Linked DNA regions of Homo sapiens: region 2 is linked to region 1. Evidence: read pairs that join two places in POLR2A ChIA-PET (ENCODE). Cell type or tissue: OCI-LY7. All regions are shown on one strand. Links, peaks and the distances in the headings refer to the core of each region. The heading gives the core; the rest is flanking DNA. Region 1 has its middle 240 kb from the start of LINC02227. Region 2 has its middle 38 kb from the start of CLINT1.

Region 1 (2,914 bases), core at 143-2,642:
CAGGCAATCTGTCTGCTTCGCCCTCCCAAAGTGCTAGGATTACAGGTGTGAGCCACCGTGCCCAGCTGAGTTATGGATTTCTTGAGCAAGTTATCCCTACTGCTCTTTATCCCATATCATGCCAATGGAATGGAAAGACCAACAGGAATAGTAAAGAAAAACTCAGTCACATTACTGCTTGTGGAGCAATCTCAGTGTGCATATAGGATCCATTTTCTTATTCTTCCATTTGATTCCTTGAAATCCTCATATGCCTTATTAAAGGAAGCCCAGACACTTCCACTACCCCTTAATTACCAAATACCCCAGGGCTTTGCTGAGCCCAAAGGGTGGTCAGTCTTTATTGGACACACACTGAGGAGCCTTGGACCGTGGCCAATCTTCCAGAGGTATAGTTTCTCACTGGCTCACAGTGCAACTGGTAAAGTTTAGTCCTGTACCATTCCTGGGTGAGGCTTCAGCTTAAGTCTTATCATGGTTGCACCAGGATCTTACTCCCTCTTGGCTCACCCTGACTTGTTCATCTGTCTTCTCAAGATGACGTTGTCAACAGCAGCACTGGCTGAGGCCTGGGTTCAAAGTCCACCCCTTCATCAGCCTACAATGTTTAGCCTTCTTCCTCGTCTCTGACTCCTTCCCCTGGGCTGGGGCTGCTTCTTTCTTCAACTCTTACAATGCAGACAGCTTTCTTATATTCCTATCTGAGAACAATTGAGTATTCTCACATCTCTGTTTTGAAGAAAGTTCCCTTTAGTGATTTAACTGTGCCACAGCTAGTAACTTCTCTCATTGAGGAGTAAAAGACTTAGCCCAAGCTCAGCCTCTCATAGGCAGTTCTTGGATAGGCTCCCTGTCTACACAAAGATTTCATACACAAGGCGGTATAATGGGAATATCATACTGCCTTGCCTATGAAGTAAGGCATAAGTTTGGATTTGGAAGGTGCATTAGACCTGTGACCCTGGGGTGTTTATTTAACCCTCTCTGAGCTTTAGTTTCCTTCTCTCTAATATCTTTGTGTATTATCAACCTCCTAGCGTTGTTATGCAGTATATATAAGATGATGCATATAAAGCTGTTGGCAATGTGCCTGGCCTAGAGGTAGCCTTCAATAAATGTGATCTAGAAACAGTAGTAGAAGAGGAAGAAGAAAAAAAAGAGGAAGAGGAAGGTGAAAATTGGACAGGTTGCTAGAATGGAGGAAGCTGTAGAGACCCAGGTGGACAGCTAGCACCCAAAATCACCCTGCTATTCCCCTGTTTTATGCACCAGCACCTTCCATTTCCTCCTTCGTTTAAAAGCAGAGGAAATTGCAGCCAAAGCTTTCCCCCAGCTCCAGGCACATGGATGCCAACCCCCTTCACTGGGAGCTTTTACGTCCCAGCTTTCTCAATAGGTGAAATTCCTTGGATGCCCTGAGCAAACTCTATCTAGCTATGAGGCCTCAGCTATCCCCAGCTTCCAAACACACCCCCTCATTCTCCTTTCTAGGTCCACCCAGGAGCCCCAGACAGCTTCCTTCTCAGCTTCTTATGGCTGGCCTTTCCCCTTTGTGCCTGGAGGCACTGGTGGCTCTGAGCCTTCTTTCCCTTAGCCCTGTTCTGCCAATGCTCTTTGAGGGGAAATAAGAGAACTCTTCCCAGTAAACTTGGGATCTCCAGTGGGGTGTTCTGGATCTGGCCAAGTGATGGCCTCAGGAATTTTGTAAGAGGCGGAGGCCTGTGTTCTGTGATCCAGCTGTTCCTGGTCCAGACAGTGACCCTCTGGGGTATGCTTTAATGAAACTTGGCATTTGAGCTCTTCTTGGCACCCACTGGGCAAGGAAAGAGTGATGTGCTGTGACTCTAATCTCCCAAGTAGAGCATAGAGGAACCCAGAATCCTCTCTGCTTCCTTAGCTGTAGGCAAGCTGGACTCAAGCAGGCACTATACCTACACCCTGTATCCAGTTCTGAGCAGGCATTGTTTGATGCCTCAGTTTCTCATCTGAGCAATGAGGAAATCAGTCCAGCTGTACCCCAAGATAATTAAAAAGTAGCTCCAGCATGTCTAGGGGTGGGGAAGATGACTACCACCCTTGTCCCTCACTGACACATCAATGTGAGCTCTACCACCTACTAGTTGCATTACTTTGAGCAAGTTACCGCTTTTCCAAATAGGTTTCCTCATCTGCAAAATGGCAACAGAATGGTTACTTTGATAAGATAACGCTTGCAAGCCCTTGATACTGTGCCTGGCATGTAGTAAGTGCTGTGTAGCATTTGTTACTGCTATTATTATTTGTTTGAATAGCTCTTTCAATTCCCCAAAGTTTTTTCACACCTCTTATTTAAAACTTCAAGCTTCATGGAACATCTCTGCAGGAAGGCCATCTCATTTAACGTTAAAGAAGTGGAGGCACAGAGAAGTAAGGTGACTTGACTGAGGTGACACAGGAATCCAGGGTCAAATCAGATCTTCTGACTCCTGAAGGTGTTCCCTCCTGGGATCAGGAGTTCCATCTGAGAGTAAATCCAGGGACTTCCTCATCTCCGGGTACAGCCTATATTCAAAGTTCACACAACAGGCTTTGCTCCTCCCTTCATATGTTGATTCCTTGAAGACTTGTGGCAAAATCTTATTCCTTCTTTAAGGTTCAAATATTATGGACTCTGTAAAGAAACTTCTCTTGATCCCCAGGTTGAACTAATCCTTCCTTCCTTGTACTTTGAACAAGTATCTGATTTGGCACTTATTACATAGCTAAATTGGAACTGACCATGAACTCTGTGAAGAACAATATATTTGTACTCCAACCTGTTCAGACTAGGTGCACCCTAATTGTCTGTTGAATTAATAATACCAATAATAGCACGAGTAACTATGATCTTGTTTAACTCTTACAAATATGAGAAAGGTACTGTTATTCTCCCTAC
Region 2 (2,914 bases), core at 154-2,653, 270 kb before region 1:
CTGGCCCTTTTTTTTTTGTCCTTGCAATTTGCTTTTTATGGAAAAAGGTCAATTGTCAGCAAGAGTTTTCCAAATTCTGAATTTTGCTGATTGCATTCCCTTTGTGGTGTTTAACATGTTTTTCTCCCCTCTATATTCTCTGTAAACTGGTATTTAGTTCTGAATACTTGATTTGATTCACACTCTTGGTTTTGTTTATTTGTTTGTTTGTTTTGACGGAGTCTCATTCTGTTACCCAGGCTAGAGTGCTGTGGCACAATCTTGGCTCACTGCAACCTCCACCTCCCTAGTTCAAGTGATTCTCCCACCTCAGTCTCCCGAGCAGCTGGAATACCAGCGCCCGCCATTATGCCTGGCTAATTTTTGTATTTTTAGTAGAGACAGGGTTTCACCATGTTGGCCAGGCTGGTCTCGAACTCCTGACCTCATGATCCGCACACCTCAGCCTCCCAAAGTGCTGGGATTACAGGCATGATCCACCGCACCTGGCCTCACATTCTAGTTTTTGACAAGACTATTTTGTGGGTGGTGTTATGGGCTGAATTGTACCCCTGCAAAATTCATATGTTGAGGTTCTATCCCCAGTACCTTGGACTGTGACTGTATTTGAAGATGAGGTTTTTTAAGAGGTAATTTGATTAAAATGTAGTCATTAGGATAGGCCCTACTCCCATATGACTGGTGTCCTTTTCAGAAGAGGAAATCTGGCCACAGACAGTTACAAAGGGAAGGCCACATGAAGACACAGGGAGAAGATGACCGTCTGTAAGCCAAGGGCAGAGGCCTCAGAAGAAATCCACCCTGGCGATGCCTTGATCTTGGACTTTTAGCCTCCAGAACTGGAGAAAATGAATTTCTGTTGTTTAAGCCACCTAGTCTGTGGCACTGTGTTACAGCAGCCCTAGAAACTAGTACAGGTGGTGATGGGAATGTCCATTAGGAGGCACACAGTGTGGGATGTCTCTTTCTATGGTAATATTGGCTGCCATTGATCATTGTGTCCTAGATCCATTATCTCATTTGGAGTTTGCAAAAGTAGTCAGGTTCTAATGCTATTATTATTATTATTTACATTTTTTGAGACAGGGTCTCACTCTGTCACCCAGGCTGGAGTGCAGTGGCGTGATCTCAGCTTACTGCAACCTCCGCCTTCTGGGCTTAAGTGATTCTCCCACCTCAGCCTCTAGGGTAGCTGGAACTACAGGCACATGCCACGGTGCCTGGCTAATTTTTTGTATTTTTAATAGAGATGAGGTTTTGCCATGTTGGCCAGGCAGGTCTCAAACTCCCGGGCTCAAGTGATTGGCCTGCCTCAGCCTCCCAAATTGCTGGGACTACAGGCTCAGCCATTATGCCCGGCTGGTCATGCTCTAATTCTATCATTCCTTTTCATTCCTTTTAGCTGGAATTCTTTTCTAAAGATGACTTTTTTCACTCATCAATTATTTAGAAATTCTGAGAACAAGGATAAATACTTGATTCTGTCTCTTTATTTACAGGTATTCAGAATAATGAGTTGGTTCCCAAGTATCTTTCAAAAGTGAGTAGTTTTGTTTTTTTTTTTTTTTAATGAACTCATGACATTTAATACATTTGACCTGTTTCAATTAATTAGTTATTGCTCTTTTGGATATTCACATTATCCCAGTTTTGGCCACGGGAGCTTTTTCACCATAGCTGCTGAGTCCTTCTGATACAACACAAGTCTTCTTTAATATTGCTTCCTTAGGCCGGGCGGGTGGCTCACGCCTGTAATCCCAGCACTTTGGGAGGCTGAGATGGGCGGATCACCTGAGGTTGGGAGTTCGAGACCAGCCTGACCAACATGGAGAAACCCCGTCTCTAGTAAAAATACAAAATTAGCCGGGCTTGGCGGCACATGCCTGTAATCCCAGCTACTTGGGAGGCTGAGGCGGGAGAATCGCTTGAACCTGGGATGCGGAGGTTTCGGTGAGCCAAGATCTTACCATTGCACTCCAGCCTGGGCAACAAGAGTGAAACTCTGTCTCTCTCTCTCTCTCTCTCTCTCTCCATATATATATATATATATATATATATATATATGTGGCTTCCTTGCTTTTTATTACAACATGATATCCAGGCTCATCTTTATTTTGGGCAGGCCCCAACATTAGTCAATCATTTCTTTTTTTTTTTTTTTCTTGAGACAGATTCTTGCTCTTCCGTGCAGGCTGGAGTACAATGATGCAATGGTGCAATCTCAGCTCACTGCAATCTCCACCTCCCGGGTTCAGGGGATTTTCCTGCCTCAGCCTCCTGAGTAGCTGGGACTACAGGTGCACATCACCACACCTGGCTAATTTTTGTTTTTGTTTTTCTTTTTTGAGATGGAATCTCACTGTGTTGCCCGGGCTGGAGAGCAGTGGCACCATGTTGGCTCACTGCAACCTCTGTTCACTGCAACTTCTGTCTCCCAGGTTCAAGCAATTCTCCTGCCTCAGCCTCCCAAGTAGCTGGGATTACAGGCACCCGCCACCATGCCTAGCTAAGTTTTGCATTTTTGGTAGAGACGGGGTTTCACCATGTTGCCCAGGCTGGTCTCAAACTCCTGACCTCAGGTAGTCCTCCTGCCTCGGCCTCCCAAAGCGCTGGGATTACAGGCGTGAGCCACTGCGCCCAGCCTTAATTTTTGCATTTTTAATGGGGGTTTCACCATGTTGGCCAGGCTGATCTCAAACTACTGACCTCGGGTGATCCGCCCACCTCAGCCTCCCAAAGTGTTGGAATTACAGGTGTGAGCCACCACACCTGGCCGAGTCAATCATTTCTCTAAGGAAATGGTATCTAAATACCACAATCTGGGTATTAGCAGTGCTCATTTCTTTTGGGTTTACTATTACTTCTAGGACTTTTTCATTGACAGAGCTTGGAAATACTTTTTATTTTTAAGAGG

Evidence for each region. ChIA-PET counts read pairs that join two places held together with the same protein. Peaks named below come from ENCODE experiments on the same cell type or tissue, not always from the same donor. Only the 100,000 strongest peaks of a DNase experiment are listed, where the experiment ranks them.
Region 2: POLR2A ChIA-PET joins it to region 1 with 5 read pairs; 2 of 35 experiments call an interaction of 5 or more read pairs at or near these places.

The regions. Positions count from the first base shown.
Region 1 is chr5:158,169,695-158,172,608 of GRCh38, forward strand. No RefSeq gene overlaps it. Among named protein-coding and RNA genes, the nearest start is that of LINC02227, 240 kb to the right of the region's middle. In OCI-LY7, for the core only: no CTCF peak of the experiment used is centred there; a DNase peak (open chromatin) is centred at 1,227.
Region 2 is chr5:157,895,643-157,898,556 of GRCh38, forward strand. No RefSeq gene overlaps it. Among named protein-coding and RNA genes, the nearest start is that of CLINT1, 38 kb to the left of the region's middle. In OCI-LY7, for the core only: no CTCF peak of the experiment used is centred there; no DNase peak of the experiment used is centred there.